Regions from separate parts of the Mus musculus genome. Here regions 2, 3, 4 and 5 are each linked to region 1. A link is a loop called in an ENCODE intact Hi-C map of the cell type or tissue named here. Cell type or tissue: left cerebral cortex. All regions are shown on one strand. Links, peaks and the distances in the headings refer to the core of each region. The heading gives the core; the rest is flanking DNA. Region 1 overlaps Hivep3 (human immunodeficiency virus type I enhancer binding protein 3). Region 2 overlaps Hivep3 (human immunodeficiency virus type I enhancer binding protein 3). Region 3 overlaps Hivep3 (human immunodeficiency virus type I enhancer binding protein 3). Region 4 overlaps Hivep3 (human immunodeficiency virus type I enhancer binding protein 3). Region 5 holds the start of Gm38632 (a long non-coding RNA gene).

Region 1 (5,937 bases), core at 420-5,419:
TCTGCTCAGGGGTCCTTCTGTATCCCCCAGGCACAGAAACAGGCACTCAACTAGGGGCCTGAAAAATGGCTGTGGATGCCAGAGAGGTCACCTAGTCAAACACTTCCAAGAAACCTGGAAGCTGGAAGTAGCGGCTCTCTTGAGCGTTCATTTGTGGGAAGGACACTATGCTCTGAGCTCAGCACAGTACTGAACAGCTTGGGGCCCTTCCAGGTACATTGGGACCCTGAAAATTCACAGAGCTTAGATGGGTCCAGGGCAAATGATGAAATCCAGCTGCTGAGAAGCTCAGTGGACCCAGTTGGTGGCAGCAGAGGGCATATAACATTCAGGTCAACGGTTCTGGCTCAGGAGAGCATGCAGTGGGGTTCTAGTCTACTAATGGAACAGGCTAGTGGTGTGGGCTGTCTGAGCCTTGATCCCCCACTGCACAGAGGTGACTGGGTGGGATGCACTCTGCAGAGGTAAAATGGAGAACGCTAACTGAAGCTCTGAGAATTGCGCCTGGCAGGAAACAAATGCTCAGTGAATGTCCACTGCCCTGTTGTTGCCGGGATGACAGCAATGGTGATGCTGATGGTGATAATGGTGAGGAGGGTAAGAAGGATCATAAAGGTTATATTTATAGAACCACACCCCCATTGCTTCCTGCAGGTGGGTGGACCACAGTTTCCCATTGCACAGTTGAAGGAAGTGGGTCCCAGAAAGAGCATAGATGTTGGGGTTCTTCGTGGCCAGGGACTAAGTGATGGGCCTTTGGTGTGTAACTTTTTCCATGCCCTTGGGCCTTTGGTCACCATTCTGCCCCTGGATTCCTTAGCATCCTTCCCGGAAGCTGAGGACCCCTTGGCCAAGGTTTTGAGATCTTCGCATTCATTTAACCTTTTCAAGGCCCTGCTCTCACCTCCTCAGTGTATGGTTGTGCCCAGCCCCTGACTGGTCACTGGTGGTGTCATGATGTCAGCTGCATGCCGGTGTAAGCAGTTTCTCTGCTCACTCCTCAGATGAGCAAGCCCCAGAACACCAGGCTTTAACAGGTTCTTCCTGACTGATTCACCCACACAGCAGAGTTGGCAGAAAAATAAAAACAAAACAGGAAAAGAGCTGAATGTGAAATAGAGGTTCCTATCAGACATGTTAGCCCCAGAGTATAGCTTCCAAGGTGTGGCAGACATTCAGCACTGTGGGAGAATTTTCCATAGCGTTGTAATCTTCCTGTCTGACTGGAACCTCTAGTCATGGTTGTCATCTCAAAGACTTGAACTAGTCTGGTCTCAGAGTCAGTAGTCAGTGGGTCGGTATGAACCTGCTGACCCTCAGAGGCCAGCTCCTTGTCCTTCTCTGGGGACAACAGCCTGACTCACACAACCTTTCTCCCTCCCAACCAGTAAGTGGGGGCTGGGAGGTTTGATTTCCTTCTCTGATCCAGGCATGGGGCACTTGGCCCTGGGTGGGATCAGCAGATATCTGCCAGGTTGTATTTTTTCCTCTTTCCTGCATCCTGATAGATAGTGAAACTGAGGTGGGGAGATGTTTAGCAACTTGTTCAAGGTCACACAAGGTCAAATGGACTTGGAGCCCAAAGCTAGCTTCAGAGACTGCCTTTCTCCATGCTGTTCTCTGCAGAAGCAGGAGGTTCTAGGGAGCCAAAGGGAATAAAATCAGGATAGTACAGCAAAGGGGGCCAGCCTGGTTGGGGGTCAGGGGGAGACATTTCCTACTTGTAAAGCATTGAGCCCACCCACAGGGCAAAAAGAAAGAGTACAGGTGTTGCAGATGATATGCCACGCAGCACATATCATCCCTGTGGGATGGGGAGCATACATCAAATGATATGCAATCTAGGGAAAACCTATGCCTTGTAGGGAACCCCTGGCTCAACTTGGAATCACTGTTAACACAGAACTCACTTCCAGGAGACAGGCACGTGGACGGGAAGAGAGGCAGTGTTGGATGGTCAGACATGGGTTGGGGGCAGCTCTCTTTATCTCTACGTTCAGCCAGTGTAGGAAGAGTCACTAGCCACTGTGCTATGTGTCTGAGTCAATGGTGGGGTATATGGAGGCTTAGAAGTTTCTCATGGCCTGTGTGTAGTGGCTATTAAATGTTGAGTAGATGGGTGGATGGACAGATTAGTAGATGGATGAGTGAATGGATGGATGGATGGTTGAATAATGATTGGAAGGAGGAAGGAAAGATGGAAGGATGGACAGATGGATAAGAGGAAGGAAAAAAGCAAGAGGGAAAGGAAAGAAGGAAGGAAGGAAGGAAGGAAGAAGGAAGGAAGGAAGGAAGGAAGGAAGGAAGGAAGGAAGGAAGGAAGGAAGGAAAGAAAGAAAGAAAGAAAGAAAGAAAGAAAGAAAGAAAGAAAGAAAGACAGAAAGACAGAAAGACAGAAAGGAGAAAAAGACAAACAAACAAGTAGATGAACTGACAGATAAGATTTGGTGATTATCCACTTGAAGCAGAGTATATTCCAGGTCCAAACTCTAATGCTCTATCATAAGGGTAAATCCAGGTCAAATCTAGAACATGGAAGCATTTCTTGGCATTTTTCTTGGCCAACCAACATGAAGAAATGCCTTGGTCCTTGGTCTTCTTAGTATACTGTAGACAGCTGAAGGGCAAAGCAGAGATGTGCTGAGCACCCACTATGTGCCCGGCATCCTTTAGTTTGCAGTGTAGGCCGGCATGGGATGAAGCAGGAGCTACAACCTTAAATAAAAGGATAGCCAGTTCACATCGTCACGACTGAACTGAAACCCAGGCCACGGCTGCCAATTTCTGTAGCCCTAGGTTTCCCAGCAGCCATCGGGAAAGCAAGACAAGTAGGGAGGCATTTCTTCATGTCCTTGTGACCTAGCCTGTGACTCGCCTGTGTTTTGGGTTCTCTCTGTGCACTCTGTGGGCCTTCAAGAGACCCCAGGCCAAGGCAATGGGCTAGTGAGTAAAGAGAAAGATGCTGGGGCTATTTCCACAGTGAGACCTGCAAGGGCATCTTAGTCAGATACAGGACCCATTAGTCACTGACTCGGGTGGGTGGGAGTGTGGAATGGGTCAGGCTGTGGGAGGGAGCCAATACCAGCCCCATGGAAAAACAACTCAGGACCCAAAGCTGGTGGGTGGATGCCCGGGTGGGGATGGGCAGGTTCCTCCTCCCCAGCACCTGTTCTGTCTGACATGATGCTGAGGGAGACGAGGGGAAGATAGGAAGATGCCAGGGACACAGAAGAGGGGAAGGGGCGGGCGGTATGCCTTCCTTCCTTCTCTGTAAACAAGCAGAGCTGCCTCCTGACCACACTTCCTCCCCCATCCTAGCTGTGCTGTGTGATATTCAGCAAGGGTCTCCCTTCTCTGAGCCTTCCCTTTGGCCTCAGTGTTTTGTCTTAAAAGTCACGAGAAATACCAGTGAATGTGTTTGTCACTAGGCTGCTCTCTGCCTCCCTGGTTAAAGTTGGCCCTGCTCCCTTGTGCTTTCAGAGGCCAGCTATGCTCCTGGCCACCCAGAACAGGGCAGAGGAGAAAATCCAGAGCAGGGACCATAAGTCATGGAGACAATGGTCTTCTAGAAGCCCCAGAGGGGGCAGCGTCATGGGCTAGGAGACCAGAGCCCACCCAAGGTCTTGGACTCAGGAAATTGCTCACATGTTACCTTTACATTTGCCACTACATTTTGTCAAATTGTGTGTTGGGGCTTCCCAAGAGTTCCCATGTTAGTTGTCAGAATCAGGATGAATGTGAGACCTTACCAGGGCTTAGATTGTGGAAAGGGGGATTATTAGACCAAGTGACCCCGCGGGATACACGCTCAGAGTGACTCTTCTGCACGATGGCTTCCACTTTCTGCGACATTCTTTCATAGGCTTATCTTAGCAAGCTTGCAGGGAAGCGGACTGTGCCACTCCAGAAATGCTTTAAACCTTTCAGTGTCTCTCTCCACCCCGCCCCCACCCCAGCCCCTCCAGGTTTGCAGTGTGTGTGTCTGTGTGTCAAAGTAGAAGAGCTACAGAAGAGCTGTGGATGCTCAGGGTGGCCCTCATCACCCTCAGCCGACTGTGCAGTACACTGCTCTTGGCATGGCCTCAGAGATGGAATAGTCAGAGAAAAGAAGGTAGTAGGATCAGGAGCCTGGGAGCGTGGTGGGTGGCAGCCCTGTCACCAGTACTCCTGCTGCTGGCCAGCCGTGTGGCTCTGCGCACTAAGGATGAGAAAGGGGAGCCCATCACTTCAGAATTGGAGCCGCTGCCACTTCTAACTGCGCGATTTTAGGCAAGTGTCTTCAATTCCCTGCTCTGATTTGCTCATCTCTAAATTGGGAATAGACAGCTTCCTGTTTATAACATGGTGGTGGGTAGGAAAGAGCTGGCCACGGCTGGATAGTGGGCGGCTGTGGAAACACCTCAGAAACACTGAGTTGATGTCAGATGGGAATACGTCATGGCTGCCGCTGTGCTGGGGTTGGGGAAGCTGGACTGGGCAGCCTGGAGTTGAGAGTTGACTGTCTGGTCTCTGGGAGCTGCTGTTCTCTTCCTCTGTAAAGTGAATGTGAACCCCATCTGCTTGACAGAGCTGTCTGTAACCACACAGTATAGCATTGGGAAGCTGAGGCTGAAACACATTTGGTAATACAGTGTGGGTTGGTACAGTGGCTTGAGGTGGAGGGAGGACCCGGGGAAGCCCAGCTTTCTTTCCAGGAAGGGAAAGTTCGTGGGGCAACCCTATTCCTCCAACTTGGCTGTATTTGCTTTCTGAGTCCAGAGTATACCCAGCGCTCAGTGGGCAGTCTCTAGGACAATGCAAGGTGTTACCTCACCATTGCCTATGAGTGACTGCTGAGAGAGGGCCTCCCTCTTTGAGCACACTAAGCCTGTGGCTGTCCCAGAATGGGGAAAGTCACAAACATTTGACCTCATAGCGCCTGCCTAAGTACCCTGGGCACTTCTCCCCGCAGGCTTCCCGGAGTTCCCCATTTAAGGAGTCGCTCCTTACATGCTCATGACCTCCAACTCTCTAGGGCTGTTGCAATCTGATCCGGGCTGCCCGGAAACCCCCCTGGGCTGCTGAGGCCACGCAGGGCCAGTTGTTGCAGGCTTCTTGGGCATTGCCACATTTAGGAGCATCGATTCAGGATCTATTTTCAGACGTTTTCTGTTTCCTTTACAAGAAGCAGCAGGAGGCCAAGGGAATTCAGCCTTCGAGTGGCTGTGAAATTATTCCAAATACAACATCATCTCGTGGACTGTGTATCGGGGCTCAGGTGTCATTGCACCATAGTCTGCTACAGAAGGTGGAAAGATACTGTAATCCACCCTCTTGGGAGTGGGAGAGCTCACAGTGGGGATTTTCTAGTGGTTGGCTTTTTTACTTCATTTTTAGGACAGTGATGGCACACGTGAACTGTCTGTGGTATGGCTGCCCACCCAACAGCCTTCCCTCTACTTTCCCTGAATCATTGACCCATTTTACTGATAAAGAAACTGAGGCACTGGGAGGAGAATTCACCTGAAGCAGAGCAGAAAGTGGCCAAGAAGCAGCAGGGACCCAGGGCCACCTGAACTGGGATCAGCCTGACAATTGGGTGTGTCTGTTCTGACAAGGAATCTAAGATGTGAGATAACTGGTTTGGGGACCTTTGACAAGTCACCTGGCACCTCCTTGGACTCTAGCTTCAGTCTCTGTTTTCAGGTTGGGCTGGCTCAGAACTTCTTAAACTTTTACACAGAGAAAAAGAAATAAATTTCTTTGGGCTTCTGTTTTTCCTTAAACACTCTCAGGCATAACAGAATACACAGGTACTATGGGATACAGTCCTATAATCATTAACATAATAACAATGTGTCAGGGCTTATTTTATGCACGTGGAGGCCAGAGAGCAACCTTTGGTGTCATCCCTCAGGATCCAGCCACCTTAGCTTTTGCAACAGGATCTCACTGAGG
Region 2 (5,937 bases), core at 304-5,303, 59 kb after region 1:
CCAGGCTTACAGAAAACGTGCTTCCTGCCCTGTAGGGCAAGCCCACACCCCACATAGGGCCAGGAAGGGTTGCAGAAGGTCCCTCCCAGCACCTAACACAGTGACCCGCACAATGTGACTTCAGGGTCTCAGCTTCTCTTGTTTCCACCACGATGAGGACATTTCGGCTGGTCAGATTTGGCTCAACTCAGCGTATGCTTCCCCCTTCTCTCAGTGCCTATGCAACTGAGACTCACAATAGGGTGAACAGGAGCCTTCAGTACCTAGTCAGATAAACTTCAACAGTGAAGAGCCAGTACTTTTCTTCTCTTCTCTTCTCTTCTCTTCTCTTCTCTTCTCTTCTCTTCTCTTCTCTTCTCTTCTCTTCTCTTCTCTTCTCTCCTCTCCTCTCCTCTCCTCTCCTCTCCTCTCCTCTCCTCTCCTCTCCTCTCCTCTCCTCTCCTCTCCTCTCCTCTCCTCTCCTCTCCTCTTCTCCTTTCCTTTTTTTGGCTTGGGAGACATTTCTGTCAGTAAAGTGCTGCCACGCAAGCATGAGGACCTGAGTTCAGATCCCGCTCCCCCTTGTATCTATGGAAAAGCTGGAGCCATCTGAGCAGAGATGTAATCTCAGGACTGGAGGGGTGGGAAGAGGTAGATCCTGAGGACCTATCTACCAGTCAGTCGAGCTCCATCAGTGAGGTCCAGGTTCCCTGAGAGATGCTATCTCAAAAAAAAAATGATAATAAAATAAGATAGTAAGCAACTGAAGAAGTTATCTGATATCAACCTCTGGCCTCCCTATGTGTTACACACACATACATACATACATACATACAGAGAGAGAGAGAGAGAGAGAGAGAGAGAGAGAGAGAGACCTATAATAAAAAAAGAAGTTAGACTTGGTCTCACAGGTCTTGTTTGTTTCTAGTGAGGGGTAGTGTGAAGAAGTGCATGCATGATCAGGAGCTCCAGGCTGTAATGGGGCTCATTGCTTGCTGAATACTAGAATCTGACCTTCACCCTCCCTCCTCTATGCCCTCCCTCCTCTATGCCCTCCTTCCTGTGTGGTGCGGATAACTGATTCCTCTCAGGGTCAGAAGTGAACTAAGTAGGAGACACAGGTGAGTGGGAAATGCTGGCCTTGGAAAGCGCCTGCTCCTGGCAGGCAGCTCCCATCCTCTCTGGGAAGAACCCAAAGGTCCCCTGGGAAGTTATCTGATTCTTTCACTGTCCCCTTACATCAGAGACCACCCATCTGGTCTCTGGGATCTCCCAGCTGCTTGCTCCTCAGCCAGCTGTTTGTCTCCAACTGTCCTGTGGTTACAGAATCTTTCTACCGTTCTCAGAAGCCTCTTTCTCAGGTCTTCCCCAGGAAGGGACCTGAGCCCACTGAGTGAGGAACAGACAACCCCGGGGAGGTCCCTGGAGGGCCAGCCTGGGAGAAGCCAGATGAGTGTTGGCTTGTATTTTTCAAATAACTCCATGTCCACAAAGATAAAAATGTGGTCCATCCTTACATATTTTATATGTATGTGTGTTCCCAGTACATTTCCTTCTAATTTTTAAAACCATACATAACATTTAATCCATATGGTTCTGATTCCTTAACACTTAAATCATCCAAATGTTGTTTTGTAAGATCTATTTGCAAATCTCTTTACATAAGCTTTTAACTCATTCCATCTCAAGGGGAGAAAATCGGGATCCCTAGGGTGGGGCTCCTCTTCCTGGCTTCTCTGTTTCTTTTCCCAAGGCCAGATGAGGTCTTGGCAGCCTGGTCTGGGCCCTAGATGCTTGGGCTTTGTCCTCAGGGCAGATAGTTGGGGAGTCAGATAGGAGAAGGATAGATAGACAGACAGAAAGGCTCCTACAGGGTCTTGGCCACTTCCAAGCTCTCTAGCTCTTCTCTCCATAAAGGTTTGAGGGACATAAACAAGGTACTTAACCAGGGTAAGGTAGGGGAATCAGTGGGGCTTTCCCCACACCTGGAGCCTTGTGTGCCTCTGGGGCAGTGCTGGGGCAGGTGGAAGCCTGTTGGGCTATGGGTCATCCTTCAAGAATCCTGAGACAGCAAACATCACACTGTAGTCAAACTGGGCCTGGAGCAACAGGTGGCCTTGCTACTGCAGGCGCTGAGGACCAAGAGGCCTAAAACAGTGGCCCCAGAGCCAGAAGCACAAGACAACAGCACCTTACTCACTATCCCCCATCCCCCAGTCTCCCTCTCTCTTCTTCCTGCTCCCTTGGTACCAGCCTCCACCATTCAGTATCCTTAGGCTTCTTCATCTGTTTTCCTGGCATCTCTCAGCTTCTCCTTTGATGGATACCCACCTACCTGGTAGATGCCCACGCATCTTCAAAACCCAACTTTGCTTCCCTTCTCCATGGAGAAAACTCTTTAGAATCAGTAGACGTTGGCCTTTCCCTCTACCTCCCCAGCCCGTGTCTTTCTGAACTGTCATTATGTCCCACACATTAACTGAATGTCTGGGAAGGATGCTTCAGGACCTGTGCTGGGAGCTAGCAGTGGGATTCAGAGAGAAGCCACTGCTGTCCAAAGAGCCTGGTCTGCTTAAGGCAAGTCCCTATGTGACAACTTTCTGAGAAGTCAGGATGGAATTCGAAGATGGTGCCTACAAGACTAGATGGTGCCTACAAGACTCTGGCCATGAATGTGCAGTAAAACAGGTGGAAACTCTTGGAGTGTCCAGGTATGGCATGGCTGCTGGGATTCCCCACTGCAGGGGCCTGTGGGCCAGCTCTGATCTGGACACCACCGGTGTCTGTATCCACAGAATGGGATTTGTTTCTCTGCCAGTTCCAGAAGGAGCAAATCCCAGACAGAGCGGCCTCTGGGACGGAAGAGCAGATGCTCAATCTAAAATTAGGCTGCTGACTGCGGCTTCGTGGAGGCTTCGGAGCGGATCTGCTCCTCGCAGCTGTCAGTATATAGCAGAGGAGACGTGGAGCCCCTGCGCCCTGGTGAGGCTGAGCAGAGCTTGCAGTCTGCAGCCTCCCCATGGTGCTTTACTGGCCTTGACCTGTGGCCTCAGATTCCCTTCCCAGGAGGGAGCTGCCTCAGGCCTCAAGGGGGCTCCTCTCTGACTTTTGGCTTTGAAAGCTTCCTTAGGAGTTTAAACAAATAGGCTCATAATGGCTTGCCAGGGAGAGCCTGTGTGTGTGTGTGTGTGTGTGTGTGTGTGTGTGTGTGTGTGTGTGTATGCACGTGCACACACATGGGAAGAAGCCAGAGGACAACAAGCCAGAGGGGTTTCAGGGTTTCCCCCCATCTTGCTTGAGAAAGGCTCTTTGCTGGGACTCTCCCATTTCTGCCTCACACCTCAGCCCAGGAACACTGAAGCTACAGTCACACCACAGCACCTGATTTTATGTCTGTTCACAGATTTGAACTGAGGTCCTTATGCTTGTACTCCAAGAACTTTCTCCAGCGTCGGCCCTCATGCCCCTTTCAGCTCTCACAGCCTGCCCTAGATGAGCTTTGGTTCTGGACACCGGTGGATTTCTTTAAAACCAACGTCGGGAATCTGGGCATGTGGTGCATGCCTGCAAACCCATGCAACCAGGGAAGGGGAGACAAAGGGATCAAGAGTTCAAGATCATGCTTAGTTAGCCTGAGATGTCTGACACTCCATATGTGACACTCCATTTCAAAAGACAAAAGCAAGAAGACAGCAACAGAAACACCCCCCCCCAAGAAAACAAACGAACAAACAAATGCAAACAGGCAGGAGAGGAGCCTGGTTTAGGAATTTCTTTTATTTCTCCCAAACCTGCAGGTCTCACAGCGGTCCACACACTGAGCTTCAGGCTCATGATGGCCTTCCCTGTACCACATGACTTAAAGTCAGCTCTTCCAGGAGGTTATGCTAACCGTTCTTATATGTGTGACCCATCCCCCACCCCAGCCCTCCTGGTCATTGTCTCTGTTACAGCCCTCTTTGCTAAATTCTAATTGTGGTCCCTGGCTCATGTGGAGACCAGGGCCTTGAGGATGATGTGAGGGTATGGGTATGTTGTGCCCAAATCTATGAAGGGCTGCCCAAGTAGGTTTGGGGAATGTGTTTGTTCCCATAGCACCATACGTGAACGCTTGCCTGTGTATGTCTCTTTACCAGAGAGGCACTACCAGATGAATAGGACCACTTCTGAGTATGACGAGGTGGTCAGTGCTCATTCAGAGTCATGAGATTCTGTAAGATCCCGATATCCGGGAGAGAAATGGGTGTGTGTGTGTGTGTGTGTGTGTGTGTGTGTGTGTGTGTGTCTGTGTATTTGTTGTAAGAAGCTGATTCTCATGTATATGGTGATCAACAAGTCCCAAGATCTGTTAGAGTCAATTTCAATCTGAAAGCCAAGAGAAGAACCAATTATTTCCTTCTGATCCCAAAGCCTTGGAAGATGAGCTGCTATTTTTGTGGGCCAGCAGGAGGGTCTGGTCCCCTCTTCCTTGGCTTCCGTGTCCTAGGTATGCCCTAATTGGCTGGATGATCCTCACCTACTTTAGGGAGAGAATGTGCTTGACTCAGTCTACTGAGTCACAGATTAATTTCATCCAGGGTGTGTCCCTCACAGACACACCCAGAATAATACTTGGCCATCAAAATCCAATGCCAGCCAACCTGGCACAAAATTAAATCTCAGCTACTCTTCTCTGCCCTCACTGCAACTTTAAATGTAGAACATTTAGTATACAACTATAGCATTTTATACATAAACCCCATAATACATTTGGCCCATTGTCTGCACTGGTCCTCCTGCCTCCTCCTCAGGTCTTGTTCCTCATCACAAATAGCCCCTCTCTGATTCCACGTTTCTATGTGTATGTACATGTGTATACACATGACTAGATACAGTTTTTCGGGAGAGAGAAGATATGGTACATGTGTGTGCTCCCTCCCTACGTCCTGTCACTCCCTCTTATAGTCCCACCTTTGCTGGAGACTCCCAGACCCCCTAATTCCCCCTCTCAGGCCCAGACTTAGACATCAAAGAGGCTACCTTCCCTCCTAAGATCTCAGCCCTTCCTCTCTGTACTCAGTCAGGTGCGCCAGGGTGCCTGTGGGACCCTCATCCTATGGTCAGATTTCCAGGAGTCAGTACATGAGAGGCAAGTTACAGGAGATTACCATTGCTATGAGAGTTTGTTTTCCTATAGAGTAGCTGATAGTGGGAGGAGCCTGGAGTCCCCCAGGGACCGATGGAGGTTTGCCTGTTTTCCTAGGCTGCCTGTTCTCCTAGGCAGTGGGGCACACAAGGAAAGAACCTTTCAGGTTCCACATGTGTTGAGCATCCACTAAGCACCAAACATTGCCCCTTGTTGGAACTCACAAAATCCAGGGTGGGGGAGAGGGCTTAGGCAGAAATACTTTAGTGGAATCGGAGTTTTGAAAGTGGAGGTTTTAAATCCAGTCTTCAAAACCAGAGGAAAACACAGCACGGGAAGGAGAGTGGATTGCGTTCCCTAAATGGTCAAGGAGCATGATGAGCCTCTACAGGGGAAGGTACAAGGGACAGAAACACAAGGGATGAAACAGTACAAGCAAAGACATGGCAGAAAGAGTCCTGTGAGCTGCCTTCCTGGGCCAGGCCCTTCCTGGAGGAGGATGGTTCTTCCCTGGGAAGACCCTGAGGCTGAAGGATGGAAGTCTAGAGATGCCCCTCCTGCCTCAAAAGCCCAAAGGTTCCAGTCGGGTGGAGCAAGACACCCATGTGCCTTTGTTATTATTGGACGAGGCTCCTGAAAGTAGCCTGGGAACCAGCCCCACCCCCTCCCATTCTCTCTTCTTCTCTTCCTCCTGTTGTCAGTTATTTTCCACAGTACAAGGTCTTCCTGAAACTGGCTGTTACCCACCAGGGAGCAGGATTTGTCTCCCCCATGGTAGCTGCCTACACCTTGACCCTGACTCTCGACCCTGAGCTGGTCATACAAGCCGTATC
Region 3 (5,937 bases), core at 455-5,454, 91 kb before region 1:
GGCTCCAGCAATGGCACGCAACAGGGATTTCTCTAGGTCTCTGTGATTTTTGAAAATAGCTCTGGGACTTCTAGTTTGGATTCTGCTCTTGGCTTGTTAGTTAATTGTTTCTTTGAGCAAACACCTACTCTGGATTTTTTATTTTTGATTAATGAATGAATAAGTGAGTGAGTGAATATATGAAGTAGGAAATTCAAAGAACATTAAGGTTTTCCTTGTTTTTTGTCTTATAATGAATGTGTTACATTGGTCAAAAGTTTTCTTTGTGTTGTAGTTTTTCCTGCCTCTCTTTTAGGTCCTGGTTGATAATAGACAGACAGGCAGATATTAGTGGTAGATTTCATGTTAATAGGTGCTACCATTTAACTCTCTTGGTACGGATCTGAAGTGCTCAAAGCATAGCATCTGGACCACAGCCACTGTACCTGGTAACTGGTTAGAAATGTACATTTTCAGACCCACCAAACAAGGGTACTGGGACTATAGTCAAAGATTTGTTTTAATAAGTCTTCCAGGTAGTTCAGATGTATGCTAATGTCCAAGTTACTCATACAGAGTGTGTGCTTTCAGCTGTGTTCTCTAGGAATGGATTCTTGCACTGCAGTTACTATCATAGTTGTGGCTCTCGATTGTGCTTGTAATGCGTTGATCCAGCCTGGCATGGCACAGTCCTTGGCTATAATGCAGAAGGGACATGCCTGACCCATCTGGGGTTGATCCAGGTGGTGCTGTTTAATGCCATGTCCCACCCACTGGGCTACATATCTCTGGGGGAATGGGCATTCCAAGTGGGCATCTGTTGGAGGGAAACCTTAGCAAGAGGATGGCCCATTCCAGGAGCTTTGTAGAAGTGCTGCTAGATTTGTTTCCATGGGGACTGCCAAAGCAGATCAGCTCTTTGACTCTGGCTAGTTTTGATGTGTTTTAAAGCATGAGCCTGTCCCAGGAAGTGGATCTGCTAGCACGCATGTTAATGAAGACCAATGTGCTGAAAGAGCTCAATGTTCCATGAAAGGTAACCTGTCTGTACACTGGATTTGCAGTTCTGGTCCACCAGGTGTCCCTCATCTAGCTGTCCACCTGTGAACTAGAATGAGGTGACCGGTGGTCCAGATCACCCAGCACTGCCCGTGTCTCCCCTTCCTGTCCCTCTCAGTCTGGTGTCTCGGATTTGGCCCTGCGTTGCCCACTCCTGCTGCGTCTTGTCCAGCGAGGGACAAAACACCCTGCCACCTGCCTGAAGAACAGGAAGAAAAGAAGTTACAGAGGCAGATTCCAGTGCATCCAGAGACCGAGATGTTGACACTCAGAGGGAGCCGGGATCTCCAAGACATGTACTTCCAGAAGCCCCAGGAGAGCTGGACAAGAGGCACAGTGACCCAAGTAGTAGAAGTAAGTTCATTTCTCTGATATGCTTAGGGGAGGGCCATTAGGAGGAAGGGAAGGGGAGGCAGGGCTGGGAAGGTCCCCTCTGGACCAGGAGGCAGATGGGCAAAGCAGAAGGTGACACAGTCGTGGCCAGGGATCTGTGTGAACCAGCCCAGGCTGGCCTTCCTGAGTGTGCATGATTTCTGCCCCTTTCTGCATGCTGTCTCTGATGTTGTGAGTCCTTCCTCCTGACACTCCATCAACCCTTCTGGCCTTGTTTACCTTTTATATGCCTTCCTCCCTGCCTACCTCCCACTCATCCGTTTTCCATTCTGCACATCATGACATAATGGAAACAAGACAGTAAAGCTCCATTCTGATACATGTTCTCCCTGCTTGCAGGTACATCAGCACCCGGGCTGCCTACCCAAGACCCACCAAGTGGAGGATAGCACAGCAGAATCTCACTTTGCCAAACCTGGCACAAGAACCAGAGAAGCCGGATCTGCAGCATGTATCCCAAAGCTACCAGAAAAAGTCAGAGAGGATGGCATGTTGACTTGTGATCGGCTGTACCAGTAGTTATTGTGAGAAGAGACCTCCTCCCCATCAGATTCCCTCACCTCTGGACATTACTCTCCACCATAAGCCTGGGGTCCTGCTTCAGCTGTCAGCCTTCCACTCAACCTTCCCTGTGAGGAAACGCCCCCTTTCTCCTCCGTATTCTGGCATTCTGGATTTACTCGTTATGCCCAGCACCGGTCACCTTAAATAGAAGCACCCTGAGATATTCCTACTTCTCAGAAACTGCCAAATGAATGTCATGACGTGGTCAGAGAGCTTCTCCTTCTCCCTGCCTCCCTCATCCCAGTTGTGCCTTTGTCAGCGCCTGGTGTCTGGATCGCAGGAAGAGGGAGAAGATGCGGTTGGAGGCAGCAATACCTTGAAGACCACCAACACTCAGCTCATGTCCTGCCTTGTCTCCAACCCATGATTCAGTTCTGCCTCTTGTGTCTGTCCTATCCTGGACAGTTGTACATTACTTTTTTTCAATTAAACAGAATTTGGTTACTTTTTTATTATTGCCAAGCAATGCATTATTATTACCAAGATACCAAGAATGTAGATAAATAGAGGAAAAGAGAGCCCCCCCCACACACACATGGTACTTAACTGAATGATGAACCAACCACTGACTCATATGTCTTAACAGCATCCTGTAGTGTTATGTAAAGTATGTAAATGTATATATTTAAATGTAGTGGTAGCATAAGTCCCTGGGAAGTCTGCTCATGCCTTCCTCAGAGGCCTCCATCAGCCTTCGTAGGTGACTCTTCTTTCCTTGCCTTCCCTACAGCAGAGGTGATCCGTGAGGAGCCGTAAAGGGAAGAATAGGGAGCACTGTCTATTGGGTGGTGTCTGGGGATACCACACAGCTCTTCACTAGCTACTGAGAAAGTCATTAATTACTCTCCACTTAAGGAACAGCCACGGTTCCAGGGTGCCAGGCTACTGTCCAAGAAGATAAAAATAAATAGGTGTTCCACCTTCAGGAAGACCCAAAGAAGCAACAGCCACATTTTAGAATATTTGTGGCCTTGAGAAAAGGTTCATTTCACCAACCTGGTAGCATTTACCTGACAGAACAAATAAAGATAAAAAATGTAAGGTCATGGTAAGGCTCTGGGTAGAAAAATCTGGAACAGTCTGAAAGTCGCAGAAGGAGACTAGGAAAATCATGTGCTGCACTGACCACACACCCTTTAGATTGTGATCATTTCTGGCTGCCACCTTCTTAGAGGCATTGCCTATGTTCCCTTGTTTCACACGGCTGGCAGCCGCATGGTCTTCTAGAACTTCTGAAATCTGTTCCACACAACCCCCACGTGGGAGTGAGCATGCTAAAAGGTAAAGGCATTTATGGGCTGAGACGAAAGCACCATGTTTTATGTATGTGGGAAATTTGCATTAATTCATATCCTTCTGCCTGATGGGAAGTTTCTCAGCTGCCTCATTATAGAAGTAACAGTCGAATTTCAGAGCTAGAAAAGGATTGTTACCCCATCTCACCAGCCTACCTACATCCTAGGGACTGTCACCCTGAGGAACATTTGTAGTAGGATGCTATTGGGGATGAGGGCCAGTTTAATCTCACCTCTAATTTTACTTTCAACTTAACACACTGAATAGTTAATTACAGGCATGAAAATCAAAACTTAGTTCACATGTAGTTTAAAGACTGAAGTGTCTGTCCATCATTCCCTGGAGACAGATTTCCACTGGCATCCAAGTCTTACATATTGTGCTAGCTTTAGCCTAATATGTACTTGTTAATAGGAATGAATGACTGGGTACAGGTGGAAAAGAAGAGAAAGGACAGAAGTGTGTGTATGTGTATGTGTATGTGTGCATGCATGTGCATATGTGTGTATGTGTACATATGTGTGAATGTATGTGCATATGTGACTGTGCTTGTGTGTGCACACATGCATATGTGTGTGCATGGATATATGTTGGTACATGCATGTGTGTGCCTGTGAGTGTATGTGCATGTGTTTGTGAGAGTATGTGTGACTATACATGTCCATATGTGTATTCTAGAATGTGAGTATGTGACTATACATGTGCATGTTTGTGCCTGTGTGGGTGTGTGTGAGTGTGTGTGTAGGTGAATAGGTAGGTATTATTGAAAGAGTGGAGGGAAGGCCTATCTTTCATTCATTTACCCAACTGGTATTTATTGAGCATTTATGTATCAGGTACTAGCTAACACACCTGGGGAACACAGGAGTGAACCCAAACTCCATGTCTGTTCGAGGTTATCAGAAAACAGAAGGTGATAGATGATAAAATAAACAGTAAGTGAATGATAGAAAGTCTAAGCAGTAGGTGCTGCAGGGAAAAGCCAAGCATGGTACAAGAGGCAGGAGAATCGAGGCAGTTTCCCTCCATGTGGTTGGGAAAGGCCTCACTGAGGAGGCACAAGAGCATAGACTTGGAGGCAAGAGGCTGAGCCTGTGGCACCACAGGAAGGAGCAGTGCAAGGGCCTTGCTTTTTGAGGCCTGGAGGTCCCTGCATCCCTCTGCCCAGGCTGTTCTAGTGACTCCCCTCCATGGCTGGTCCTCCCAGGAGCCAAGGTCGTCCTATGGTGGGTCCACCTACAGTACTAGGATGGCCCATGCTGGCTGTTAGTTTTTCCTTTCTCTAAATTTCAATCCTGATGCTGTATCTTAGCCTCTCCAAAATGATTCTGCATTTTGGGTGGTAGTTTAGTCCAAACAATCAAAGAAAGAGGACCCTCTTTTCTGGGAGGCAGGCAAGCTTGAGACTTGTGGGTCCCAATGGGGAAGCCACCCCGTTACCTGCTTCCAAGTCTTATATATAGGATGCAACAGTCTCTCTGGTTCTCGGCTTCTCCATTTGAAGATTGGGAAATGCATATTGAGTTGGCATTAGGGCTGTCTCTAGCACTGTGGCCTTCAAGCCCTGTGAGCAGGAGCAGTTTGGGCAGGAAGTGGTACCAGCTATGTGATAGCACTGGGAGGGGTGGGGAGGACAGAGCTCTGCCTGCAGGGTACTCTGTGTGAGGCATGCCTGCTGCATGTGCCATGTCCCCTCCCATCAGGAAGGACTCAGCAATACCCTTACAGCAGAAGATCCCACCTCAAGCAAGTCCAAACACCTGCAAACAGAGGGGACATAGAGGCACACAGCTCATGGCTTTCCTCTTCTTGATGTCCTTGGGTGCTGGCCTACTCTGTGTTCTTGGGCTTGTGGCTCACTCTTCATCTGTGGATGAAGTGGCTGTGTTGGCTTTTCTCTCCTTTCTAGCCTTTTAAAATTTCTATTCATCTTTTTCTCCTTCCTGCTTGGATGTTGGGGTCTTCGGCTCCTGCTCTTGATCCCTGGGAGTGCAGAAGGGGTCGTGGGCAGCCTTTGCTAACATTTTTTGCTGGGAGAAATGCTGACCCATACAGAAGCCTTTTCCCATTTTCTTTCAGGGAGTAAGGGAGCTTGCTTGTTGCTAATCTGGCTCTCCATGGCTCTGTTCTCTTGACCTTCCATCTTTAAGCATCCTTAAGTGTTATTCACAGAGCAACAGAAGGGGCAGCTTCCAGAATTGGACCTGTCTATTATCACTGGGGTTTATGGGACCAGGACTGGGCTTCATGAGGTTTAAGAAGGAAATGCAAGCACCCTGCACTTGCCACAGACATTCTGGATGCTTCATTTATTGAAATCAATGTCTGATGAATGGTTTCACACACACACACACACACACACACACACACACACACACACACACACACACACACACACACAGGCTCTTTCATTCCCTCTTCCATTTCCTGTGATGCCCTTTGTCTACATCAACTGTTGTGGAGAGAGATTTTATCTGGAATATTCATGGCAAGTCTATCACTACTTATCACTTTAACAATGTGCTATGGAGTGGATCCATGCTGGAGAGGCACATATGCTGTAAAGTTCGGGGACTTGCTGTGGCTGTGCCACCCCTCTTAGAGTTTCACATGGAGGATGCTGACATGCTCAGGAGGGACGTGGAG
Region 4 (5,937 bases), core at 338-5,337, 63 kb before region 1:
ATGGTCTCTCATGCTCATCAGAGACCACTAACCCTGTGAGAGGAAGGCTTCTGCTTTGATTTTTTTTCTGTTTGTTTGTTTTGCTTTATTATAACTTGTTTTTTTTATTTTTATTAGGTATTTTCCTCATTTCCAATGCTATCCCAAAAATCCCCCATACCCTCCCCCCCACCACTCCCCTACCCACCCATTCCCAATTTTTGGCCCTGGTGTTCCCCTGTACTGGGGCATATAAAGTTTGCAAGTCCAATGGGCCTCTCTTTCTAGTGATGGCCAACTAGGCCATCTTTTGATGCATATGCAGCTAGAGACAAGAACTCAGGGGTACTGGTTAGTTCATAATGTTGTTCCACCTATAGGGTTGCAGATCCCTTTAGCTCCTTGGGTACTTTCTCTAGCTCCTCCATTGGGGGCCCTGTGATCCATCCAATAGCTGACTGTGAGCATCCACTTCTGTGTTTGCTAGGCCCCGGCATAGTCTCACAAGAGAGAGCTCTATCTGGGTCCTTTCAGCAAAATCTTGCTAGTGTGTGCAATGGTGTCAGCGTTTAGAAGCTGATTATGGGATGGGTCCCCGGATATGGCAGTCTCTAGATGGTCTATCCTTTCATCACAGCTCCAAACATTGTCTCTGTAACTCCTTCCATGTTTTGTTCCCAATTCTAAGAAGGGGCCAAGTGTCCACACTTTGGTCTTTGTTCTTCTTGAGTTTCAAGCGTTTAGCAAATTGTATCTTATATCTTGGGTATCCTAAGTTTCTGGGCTAATATCCACTTATCAGTGAGTACATATTGTGTGAGTTCCTTTGTGATTGGGTTACCTCACTCAGGATGATGCCCTCCAGGTCCATCCATTTGCCTAGGAATTTCATAAATTCATTCTTTTTAATAGCTGAGTAGTACTCCATTGTGTAAATGTACCACATTTTTTGTATCCATTCCTCTGTTGAGGGGCATCTGGGTTCTCTTCAGCTTCTGGCTATTATAAATGAGGCTGCTATGAACACAGTAGAGCATGTGTCCTTCTTACCAGTTGGGACATCTTCTAGATATATGCCCAGGAGAGGTATTGCGGGATCCTCTGGTAGTACTATGTCCAATTTTCTGAGGAACCGCCAGACTGATTTCCAGAGTGGTTGTACAAGCTTGCAATCTCACCAACAATGGAGGAGTGTTCCTCTTTCTCCACATCCTCGCCAGCATCTGCTGTCACCTGAATTTTTGATCTTAGCCATTCTGACTGGTCTGAGGTGGAATCTCGGGGTTGTTTTGATTTGCATTTCCCTGATGATTAAGGATGTTGAACATTTTTTCAGGTGCTTCTCTGCCATTCGGTATTCCTCAGGTGAGAATTCTTTGTTCAGCTCTGAGCCCCATTTTTTAATGGGGTTATTTGATTTTCTGGAGCCCACCTTCTTGAGTTCTTTATATATATTGGATATTAGTCCCCTATCTGATTTAGGATAGGTAAAGATCCTTTCCCAATCTGTTGGTGGTCTTTTTGTCTTATTGACGGTGTCTTTTGCCTTGCAGAAGCTTTGCAACTTTATGAGGTCCCATTTATCGATTCTTGATCTTTCTGCACAAGCCATTGCTGTTCTATTCAGGAACTTTTCCCCTGTACCCATATCTTCGAGGCTTTTCCCTACTTTCTCCTCTATAAGTTTCAGTGTCTGCTTTGATTTTTAAAAACATATCTTTTGCTGTCTACACCTTTAGGTTCTCTATCTATTGTTTCAACCATCTGCAGATCTAAAATATTTTTAAAACTATTGTGAGGTATCTGGATTGAATATGATGTCTTTTCTCTAGTCATTATTCCTTAGCCAGGTCATATACATATACATCATATATATGTATATGTGTATGTATACATATACATATATATGTATACACACATATATATGCATACACATAGACATATACATGCACACATATATATGCATACACATAGACATATACAAGCACACATAGGCATACACATGCACACACACACACATATATGCACACACATATATAGTTGCATGTGTAATATGTAGTGAGTGACTACATAATATTGTGTTGCATACTAATTTAGAGATTATTTAGAGTATACTGTGGAAAGGTACATAGGTTATATGCAAGTACTGTACCATGTTATATATGGGACTTGAGACTTCTCCTGTGGTGGTGTAGGAACCCTGGAACAAATCTCCTATGGATGCTGAAGGGTGGTTGTACTGACGGCAGCCAAGAGGAGGTTTCCACGGCAGCCTCTATTCACCAGACTCCTGGGGAGAGAAGTAACAGCTCACTCCCTGCTGCTGACTGGGAGAGAGCACATGGGCTCTTCGGCCTCCTCTGTGCCTCTGCGTCTTGTTCAGTGTGTTTGAGAAGAGGAGCAGCTGGTGGAGATGGCCTGGAAGGTAATGAGTCACAGTTTTCCAGCTGCCTTGCCAGAAATGCTTCCACGGCACCAGGAAGACAAGCCATGTTTGACGAAGAGTGGTCCCCCATATTGGCCAGGCGGAAAGAGTTCTATATTAGGGTTTGGATTACTAAATCCAAAGCTTCTTATACCAGGCATAAAAACCCAGAGCCTCAATGCCTGTCCTCATCTCTAAAGTGAGAGGTTTGGCTCAGAGCCGGGAGACAGCTGCTCCAAGACTCTCACAGGCCTCAGCGTATTTGTGACCATGATTAAGTTCACCCAGGGCCAGGAAACCGCTCTACTCTGAGTGACTCTAGGGCCACTGAGCCCCTGCATCCTCCCACAGGCTGTATCTGGGGAGCAGAGAGCCGCCACAGCCGTGCTCATCTGTCTTCAGAGTGTGTCTCCAAGGGAAGAGTGTTCTCATTCTGCGAGTGGGGAGCTATTAGACTGCTGGATTCTCAAGCAAATGGCCGATCTGAAGTCCCCTCCCCACAGCCTGCTCATCAGTCTGGGCTTGATACTTGCTAATTTCCTTTCCTGGACAAACTTGTCACCACCACTCTGAAAATAAGGTGACCAGATGGGAACACAATGCAGATTTGATCCACTTGTTACAGAGGAGCGTAAGGAGGCTGCTGGCTAGTCGGAATTCAGATGTCTCCTCAGACAGCCTCACGCTGGCTTGATTTCCAGTCTGTGGCTTTCTGTGAAACACCTGCCCATTTTCAGTCTTTGCAGAATTTGACCTTGGTGCTCCTTTGTGGGCGAAGGACTGGTACAAAGGGAAGGAGTGCCTCTGGCTCCCACCCCTAGGAGGGACTGGGCAGTCCCCTGGACGTGTGAACTGCTTATTCTAAGCAATAAACATTTGAGTGACTGGGCTTGCTTTGTTCTGTGAAATAGGACCTTGGGGTTCTTCATGCTAACATAAAACAGCTTTTTAGAATGGCCAATGGCCATGGCATTGTATGCACTTAGGGGTTTCTCTATAATGTATGCACTTAGGGGTTTCTCTATAATGTACGCACTTAGGGGTTTCTCTATAATGTACGCACTTAGGGGTTTCTCTGGGCCTCTGCATGTTTGTCCTTAAATTAAGCAGCATTTCTAGCTCTAACTTAGGTGTCTGACAAGGATCCATCTCTGTGGGTACAGTGGCTTCTACTGCATGAATTTGACCTTCTTTTAGCTCCCCCTGCAAAAGACTCACTTATTTCTTTATTTTTACCTCTCAACTTTTATTTCTTATCTCCTCCTGGCATCTTGCCATTCCCCAACCTCCACAGCATACCATGAGGGTGGGAACATCTCTGGAGGGGCCTGAACTGTATATGTACTATAGGTTTGCCATGTTGGACTGACTGCCAGGGTGAGTCATAGACCTCTTTGTGTGCACGCCCCTCTATTCCCCTTAGTGTAGCATCTCCTTTGTTACCTGTGAGAGTGGGATAATGACAGCACAGTCTTATAGAGAGGTGATCTGTAATGAGACAGATGCATCCGAGGTCCTTAAAATAGAGCAAAGTGAGTTTTTAAAAAATACACTGTTATTACGTTATGTTATAGAGTGAGGGAGTGAGGATAACCCAGTCACTGCTCAATTCTTTTCTTAAACAAAGTGAACAAATGGAAAGAGAGGGAGGGAGAGGGAGAGGGAGAGGGAGAGGGAGAGGGAGAGGGAGAGGGAGAGGGAGAGGGAGAGGGAGAAGAAAGCAAGCAAGCAAGCACAGATACTGGAGTTTACAATGATATGTGTTCTTCAGAGGAGACCAGCAGGGGCCACTGTCCCCACCATGAGGAAGACAGTCCAGATGATTGGCTGGCAATGCTCCAGTTGGCCAGGCCCTGCAGCAGCTTGGGAACTCAGGCAAGTGGGAGAGAGATAAACAAATCAATAACCAGCTACAGAGCCCTCTAAGGGCTGAAAAGGGTCACTCAGGACATCTGGAGTTGATAGGCAGGGACTGGGAAGGGGACACAGACAAGGTGTAGGACAGGCAGGATCCAAGATGAAGATCTGGTAACTTCAAAAACTACAGCGGTGTTCTTAAGACAGTCCACGACCCATACACCACAGAGGCTAGCTGGCCTCTCAGAAAGATCTATGGAGGTTAAAAGTGACAACAGAATCTTCTTAAATGACACAAATGGTTTAATGGCGAGCCATTTTTAAAGAATACAACTATATAGGTGGACTCTGAATAGTCTGTTCTTGTCTTGCCCCAAGACAAGAATGAGGGTCAGTACCCTGGAGAGCTCCATGGGTTTACAGAAAGCTGGGGCAAGCAACTTGTTCTTCATGAGGCTAAGCCTCTTGCTGGGGGCTGGCAGGCTGGCTTAGTGCCAGTCCCCACCCACATGGCCATTGATTGCAAAGGACAATATTCTCCTCTTAGGTGGAGACTCCAGGAAGGGGTGGTAGTGGCCTGGAAGCAAGGATTCCAGAATAGACATTTGGTGTCTGTTAACCTCTAGTTGGGGGGTCCTGGAATCAGCTGTAGGCCCTAACACTTAGGTGCTGTGGACATTTGCTCTCTTATACAGAATGGGTAGCACATTGCTTACATTCTGTGTGATTTAGTTGGTGGGATAAGCAATCAAAAGGCCCTGCTCAGGAGGCAAAGAGCCACTCCTGCTGTTTCAGACTCAGGTTTACGTGGATTTCTCCAATTACTCAATCCATCAAGCTCTTGTGGGTGGCTGGGAGACTGTCTGTGAAGCATAGGGTGAGACCTGGCTGTGAAATGCTTGTGGCTGGCTTTTGGTCCTGAACACTGGAGCCGGAATAAGTTAGCCTGGCTGTGGTGTAGGGAGATGCACCCACATGCATCTGGTGTGCACACTGCAGTTCCTCCTCACCAGATGAGCATATTGTTTGGACACTTCTCCTCTGGAACAAGGCACTTGAAGACTAATTTATAGGCTTGGGACAGGTGTGAACACTGGTGGGCTGGTGATGTTGGCGGTTTGTCCTCCGAGCCCCTCCTCTCCCTAGTCTCTCGCTTCCACCCTCCCCACCAACCCCAGCAAGCTCATCTCCTGTAAGCTTGTTGAGGATCTACTGTACAAGCCCTGGAGGATGCACTCATAATTAACCCTATACTCTAAATTTCCATGGGTAATTCTGACTAGAGTGGCATTTAGTCTGTTTGTAAGAGTGGGTTAGATAGACTTTCAAATTCTGTTTGACTTGATGTTTTTATAAAACATAAATCCATAAATTAGGAAATAATCATGTGTCAAGTCACACAGCAGACATTTGCATGTAGGAATTACAGTTGCCATGCACCAGTGAGAAGGATGGGGGAGGAGCACCTGCATCTCCTGGTCTACTTCAGTCCATGAGAAGAAACACCTGCATCGAGAAAGGACCTGGTCCAATTACTATTGATTTGTAATATTTGGCAGGAACATTGTAGGGTAAGTAGAAATGTATGGACGGTATCTTTGGTACCTGTTATTTCTTTTCCTAGGCCTTAGAGTCTTTAATCCATCCCAAGTCTCTCTTATTAATATAAAAGTCTA
Region 5 (5,937 bases), core at 548-5,547, 67 kb after region 1:
GGAATGCCAAACGCATGCATGAACTAACTCTCTCTCTCTCTCTCTCTCTCTCTCTCTCTCTCTCTCTCTCTCTCTTTCTCACACACACACACACACACACACACACACACACACACCCCACACCACAAAACACATACACATAAGCACACATACAGAGAGAGAGAGAGAGAGAGAGAGAGAGAGAGAGAGAGGAGAGGGATGGAGGGAGGGGCACAGAGAATCTGAGTCTAGAAAATGATAGCCACAGGGGAAAAGAGGTGGAAAAATGAATGACTGATAGGAAGAAGACCTAAACAAAAATAAGCCAGGGCCCTCGGGGCGGTTGCTCACCCCTACCGTGAAAATTCTGCCAAGAACACTGTGACAGGCCCCACACCTTAGGAACCACAGAGTATTCCAAAAGCCTGCCTATCATTTGGTTGTTAGGAGCTGCAAAGGACACTGCACATGGAGATGCAGATCAGATGTCAGCCCTGTCCTGAGTTCTAGGACTGTGAAGTCTCTATGTTGTGATGCTGACTTTGGAGCAGATGTGTGTGTGTGTGTGTGTGTGTGTGTGTGTGTGTGTGTGTGTGAGAGAGAGAGAGAGAGAGAGAGAGAGAGAGAGAGAGAGAGAGAGAGAGAGAGAGCATGCATGTGCGTGTATGTGTGTGTAGCATTTCCATGGAAACTAGCATCTAGCATTCTAGTCTGGAACACCTGGACTGCCATCTTTTTGAATTGGAGCCTTAGAAGGAATGTGGCCTCTTCCCTGCCCCATGGTGCCTATCTCCTTCTCCTCACATTCAACTTGGCAAGCAGAAGCACCAGGAAAGGAATGGTTGCCTATCAGTTTCCACCCTTGGATGGATGTTCCAGGACATCAGCTTGCATGTTGCATGTTCGCAGCAAAGAAGTGCCTGATTCACATCTCAGGAATGAAAGAATGTGGGAAGAACCCTTGGGGGCAGGCAGTGGCTTTCTCAAGACCTGGCACTGCTATAGGCAGGGGCTGGACCCAGAGGAAGGAAATGGCATCTGGCACCATCTGCCTACTGTGTTCTATCCAGCCTCTAGGGTGGAGGAGCTGCTGAGTTATGAAGAAGAGGCAGACAGAAGCTGGCCTTGACCCTGGGATACCTGTCATGAGACTGACCCTGAGCATGGAAGCCAGAGTCCTAAAGACCTTGTGGTCTCCAGTGAGGAACGATGGCACCACTGTGATAGGGCTGAGTGTCAAGTAGCTTTGGTGTGGGAGGAGCAGGAGAGAGCTCCCTGGCTGACCATCCTAGCCACTGCTGGATGGCCTGTGTATCTCAGAGGGTCAAGGGATCAAGTAGAGCTGTAGTTGTTTGTTGAAGGCATGCTCCTTCAACCCGCTCTGTTCCTGCTCAGAATGGCCAGTTCGGGACTCTTCACTTTGGATGATATGGAGATATCATTGCCTGACAAAAGCTGCAAAGAAGTTGGTCAAGGGAGAGCAGTAGGGAGAGAGATCCTAGGGTATTGGAGAGTCCTCATCAAGAATCATCTGGCGAGAACCCCCAGAGCAGCCATTCCACCGCAGTGTCATGGCGTCCTCGCCTGAGCGCCCAGCCTGGCCCTGTTGACAACCCCTGCCGCCCAATCCCAGTTCAGTCCAGAACCAGAGGCTCTGTGATGATTCCGTATGCAACTGTTTGGCTCCCTCCGTGATCAGTCTTAGAGGACAGATTAACCAAGGTAGAGGGGTCCCTATAAGACCCAGTCTTAGAGGAGGAGGGTCCATCACAACTGATTGCAGCCGGGGTCACAGATGCAGGTGTATTTGTAGAAGCAGGAGCCACTGAGTTACCTGTGGCAGCATGAGAGCCTCTGGTAGAGCTAGGGCAGAGCCAACTCTTAAAAGGGAGGTTGTCGCCTACCCGCAGCAAGAGCGATCATTCATTTTCTCTGCCTAAAGCTACTTCTACCAGGCCACTGAGAACAGGGGAGGGGTGGGATGGGGACAGGGATCTGGATATGGTGGGGTTGACAGCAGGATAATAGAAGTTATGCAAAGGCCCCCAAGAAGTGAGAACTGATTTACTATAGGAGCCAGCTGAAGCTGGGCTGCAGGGAGTGCAGCTGTTTGGGGTGAAATGGGATGGGGATGGGGAGGAGGGGTCCCATGCACATGAGAGCACATGGCCTCATTCAAGCTGGGCTTGGGCTGCTGGAAGTGCGGGGTGGGGGGGGAGAGTGGCATCCACAGAACTACTCGGAAGCTTGGTAACTGATGGGCAAGCAGGCAGCTGTGGGTGATCAGGCTCAGCTACTGTCACCCCTGCCTTCCCTTCCCATAAGCAGGACAGCCGTAGTGCTCTCCCTTCAGCTCCCGGGAGTGTGGCAGCCATTAGATAGCTGGGGCTCCCTCTGTTAAGGCTGGTGGTCTGGAAGTGATCAGCTTGCTCTGACCTGGATCTGGAGGGAAAGCATGGGCTCTGGTGGAGCTGTTGTAGGAAGGCACAGAAATACTCAGGGTCAATAGCTCTGTCTACTGGGCTCAGGTGTGTTTGAGATCATGGCCTTGGAGCCAGAGAAAGCTTGGTTCTGTTAAGGATCCTTTGGGGGAAAGACCCGATCCAAATAGAAACAATGGCAGACCTTTATGATCCAGAGAGTGTGTCTTCTTTATAGTCTGATTGCCCCTGCTCCTTATAACCTCTTGCTGAAGCTGTTCCAGGGTCGACAAGCTAGGCCTGGAGTCAGCCAAGCCAGGGCAGCTCACAATAACCCCCTCAGGGTCTGTACAGGCACCTGTAGACTGCAGACAGTGCCAAAGTCTCAAGGCCACTGCTTTGTGTTGGCTGGTGGGGACAATTGGGGGACTGCCTCAAATACATTCTTTGCTGTTCCCAATGTGGACCAAAGTAAGGCAGGTTTGGTACTAGATGAAGAAGCTTCTAGTAAGGGTTGACCACTGGGAAGTCCCTGATGACTCCCACCTCCACCCAGTCAGAGCCCAGAGAGATCCTGCCAGGTCCTCTGCTCCCAGCAATCCTTAAAGCTGATTCCCGCCTGGGAATGCATGGGCTTTCTAGATAGGGCTGGAATCTGGGAGGAAGACTACTGGCGGAGCTCATTTTAGAAAAGGCGATAGGCACCCTCCTGGCCCTGTGGATCCAAGGCATGGCACCCAACGACAGGGCTTCCCTGTCTGTCCTCTCTGGAGAGCCTGAGAGGAAATGACAGCGCGGGAGCCAGGGCGGGCGGGGAGGGAGGGGCGGTGCCCACAGTGACACGGCCTGTCACAGTGGAGGCGGCCGCGCAGACCCTCCCAGTGGCTGCTGGAGCCGGGGATTCCCCAGCCGCAGATCCCAAGCCCCAGCCGCCACGCGCTGCGTCGCCAGGCTGCTCCATGACCCCTGCTGCCCGGGCATCCCGGACCAGCTGGTGGCCAGGCTGTGCTCGCCCCAGACAGACAGTGGGGTCCCCGGGTTTGGCAACAGGAAACTCTGGGGAGAGAATGGAAAGAAGTGGGTGGTCCGGCCCCTGCGACTTCCCCTGACATCACTGCCCAAATAAGGAGCTTCCCAGCGGCCGCGGGGCGGCCCAGAGCCGCGCCCGCCCCGCGCCCACCCCGCGCCGCGTGGGCCGCCAAGCGAGCGCCCAGGGCACCGCCGGGCGGAGCCGAGCCGGGCGGAGCCGAGCGCGCGGGCGCTGCCGAGCCGCCGGAGGCCGGGCGCGCAGCCCGGCGCAGCCTAGCGCAGCTAGCCCGGCGCGGCGCAGCCCAGCGCAGCCAGCCCGAAGCGCAGAGCCCAGCCGGCCGCAGGTAAGCACGGAGCACGGAACACCCCGCAGCAACGAGGCTACGGCGGGTGGGCGCGGCGGTCCTAGCTTCCCGGATCCCTTGGGTGCGAGCAGCCCGGGCTCTGCGCCGGTGCACGCGCTCTGCGCTCGCGTTTTCCCAACGCTACTTCAGTCATCATCCTAGGGTGACGAGCGTTCCCGCGCCCGCACACCGCCGCGATGCGCAGCCCCATTCGCCCTTGGGTGCGCAGACTCCAGGGTCCTGTGCGGATTCTCGTCCCTTCTCAGGGACGCACCGCGGGGTCTACATACCTCTGGGAACTGCTCAATGGGTTTGGTTGTTCTGGCCACGTTTCCCCGGGAGGCCTCGTCAGTTTCAGACTGTCAGAGCACACAGCCTTTGCTCATTGCGCGCTCACTGTTAAGAGAGTGAAAGTAGCCCTGATCTGGTTCTTCCTTATCCCTGGCAGAATGGCACCTGGCTCAGAGGGGGTAGGGGGTGGTACATAGGGGTCCATACCTCTCAGTGGTAGGTAGTGTGTTGACATTGACAAGGAGATGTTGGGCCTCACAGACTAGTGTTCCCAGAGTCCTGCTCCATGGGTATTTCTAAGAGCACCAACCCTAGCCGCTTGGCATGTGCAGGGTGCTTGGGCTTGGGACAGGACTGATGGTGGCTGCAGAACAGGTGCGGTGGCATCAGCCTTGAGTTCTTAATAGGGGTTTCACATAGTGACCATTGCTCACCTATAAGAATATAGTGAATTTGTGTATTGTTTGGTGGAGACCACAGAGACCAGCCCACAGCAGTGGCTCACCCAGATCAGAGTGGTCCAAACTTCATTCATCTATGCTCTTGTCGTCTAGAAAATGGGGATGAGTGTCCTCCAGGGAGAACTGAGGGCCTGTGAGTTAAATTGTTTTGTAACTGTGAAGTTGTGTGTGTGTGTACTGGTTCCAGTAGTTTGAGTGGTTACTGGGCAGGCACTTGCCATGGCTCTGCTCTGTGACCTAGAACACCATTTCTGCCCTATCATCTGCACAGAAGCAGGCATTAACAAGTGTCCTTTGTGCTGGCTTGCAGATTTCCCAGTGTGTTCCATGGAACGTTCGTTCTGAAGGCTGTGCCACGAGTAAAGGTTTCCTCGTTTAAGTCTGGAAGTTTCCACAAGATCTTTATTACCCATCTGGCCAATCAGTCCAGATTAGCAAATTAAAGGCTCTGAAAAGTCCTGCAGGACAAGAACCTGTTTAACTTTGTCAAATCCATCATTCCTCTTGTTGGCTGTAGCCCTTTTCAAATTATATAGGCTTGCTTCTCCTAGAGCTGATGCAGTGCCGCAAACAAACTGACAGCTGATTTCTAATTGCCCTCTTGGGTGGAGGATGGCCAGGAGCTCAGAGCCACAAGTGGCCTGAGATCGCCCAGTAGTGACCAAATCCACTGAGTAGTTCCTAGAGACAGTTAAACTACCGTCAAAACACTGAGAACGGGGACCAGAACCCAGCGTCCCACCCAGTGCTCGCCCATAACTGAACTGCATGCAGATGTGAGGCGATTCCCTGCTGGGACCAACCTTGCTGCTTTATGCAGGCACCTATAGAAGTGCACTGAGAAACACATCGGTTTACATGATTGGTTATTGGATGAACTATTGATCAGCTACCTACTATGCACTATTTGTTTCTGGGACTCCATGAAGCGGGGATAACTGAACTTCATGACAATCAGTCTTTTCCTCAGACATGCCTGTATACTGCTTCACACTCAACAGCCATCTCTATACATAGACCCACTGTAGAAGTAGATCCCTCCACCCCCACCCCTTCTGTCTTTCACATAACATGTGTGCGCACTCGTGTACACACACACACACACACATGATCCTGTCCACTCATCCACACAAGCTCACACTCTCTCCTACACACTCTACTCCATATACTTGTTCACACTCACACAACTGCTTCTACACACACACACACACACACACACACACACATCCTGTTGTGCCCCAGTCTGTGGCCAAGAGTCACTCATCAGAAAACTCCCTTGTCCCCATGTCCCCAGAGTTAGCAGTTGCTCCTCAGGATGCATCCTGAGTGAGTGAGAATCCCTCTTGGGGCTAAGCCAAGGCCAGGGGTTCTCAGTGTCTCCCACTTTCTTTCACTTCCTGCCCTTTTTGCTCA

What was found. A loop is a pair of places that touch in the nucleus more often than their neighbours do. Peaks named below come from ENCODE experiments on the same cell type or tissue, not always from the same donor. Only the 100,000 strongest peaks of a DNase experiment are listed, where the experiment ranks them.
Region 2: a loop joins it to region 1, with 4 times the contacts of the local background. A loop is called at or near these places in 13 of 42 quality-filtered maps.
Region 3: it touches region 1 in a loop (2.2-fold over the local background); 3 of 42 quality-filtered maps call a loop at or near these places.
Region 4: a loop joins it to region 1, with 7 times the contacts of the local background. A loop is called at or near these places in 3 of 42 quality-filtered maps.
Region 5: a loop joins it to region 1, with 2.2 times the contacts of the local background. A loop is called at or near these places in 13 of 42 quality-filtered maps.

What each region holds. Positions count from the first base shown.
Region 1 is chr4:119,961,945-119,967,881 of GRCm38, forward strand. All of the region lies in intron 1 of Hivep3 (human immunodeficiency virus type I enhancer binding protein 3), which reads left to right. Among named protein-coding and RNA genes, the nearest start is that of Gm38632, 68 kb to the right of the region's middle. In left cerebral cortex, for the core only: no CTCF peak of the experiment used is centred there; DNase peaks (open chromatin) are centred at 1,170, 3,177, 3,870, 4,384 and 1 more place; H3K27ac peaks cover 3,244 bases.
Region 2 is chr4:120,021,340-120,027,276 of GRCm38, forward strand. The region is part of intron 2 of Hivep3 (human immunodeficiency virus type I enhancer binding protein 3); the gene reads left to right. All of the region lies in intron 1 of Gm38632 (a long non-coding RNA gene), which reads right to left. Among named protein-coding and RNA genes, the nearest start is that of Gm38632, 9.1 kb to the right of the region's middle. In left cerebral cortex, for the core only: a CTCF peak has its summit at 2,992; DNase peaks (open chromatin) are centred at 1,376, 2,302 and 2,863; H3K27ac peaks cover 3,479 bases.
Region 3 is chr4:119,870,881-119,876,817 of GRCm38, forward strand. The region is part of intron 1 of Hivep3 (human immunodeficiency virus type I enhancer binding protein 3); the gene reads left to right. Among named protein-coding and RNA genes, the nearest start is that of Hivep3, 59 kb to the left of the region's middle. In left cerebral cortex, for the core only: no CTCF peak of the experiment used is centred there; DNase peaks (open chromatin) are centred at 2,729 and 3,281; H3K27ac peaks cover 471 bases.
Region 4 is chr4:119,899,301-119,905,237 of GRCm38, forward strand. All of the region lies in intron 1 of Hivep3 (human immunodeficiency virus type I enhancer binding protein 3), which reads left to right. Among named protein-coding and RNA genes, the nearest start is that of Hivep3, 88 kb to the left of the region's middle. In left cerebral cortex, for the core only: CTCF peaks have their summits at 4,223 (motif pointing right) and 5,222; DNase peaks (open chromatin) are centred at 2,416, 2,986, 4,225 and 5,242; H3K27ac peaks cover 2,625 bases.
Region 5 is chr4:120,029,194-120,035,130 of GRCm38, forward strand. All of the region lies in intron 2 of Hivep3 (human immunodeficiency virus type I enhancer binding protein 3), which reads left to right. Gm38632 (a long non-coding RNA gene) reads right to left here and starts at 4,200. Exons shown (of 5, transcript XR_003955100.1): 1 at 4,063-4,200. In left cerebral cortex, for the core only: no CTCF peak of the experiment used is centred there; DNase peaks (open chromatin) are centred at 3,553, 3,974 and 4,833; H3K4me3 peaks cover 2,454 bases; H3K27ac peaks cover 2,681 bases.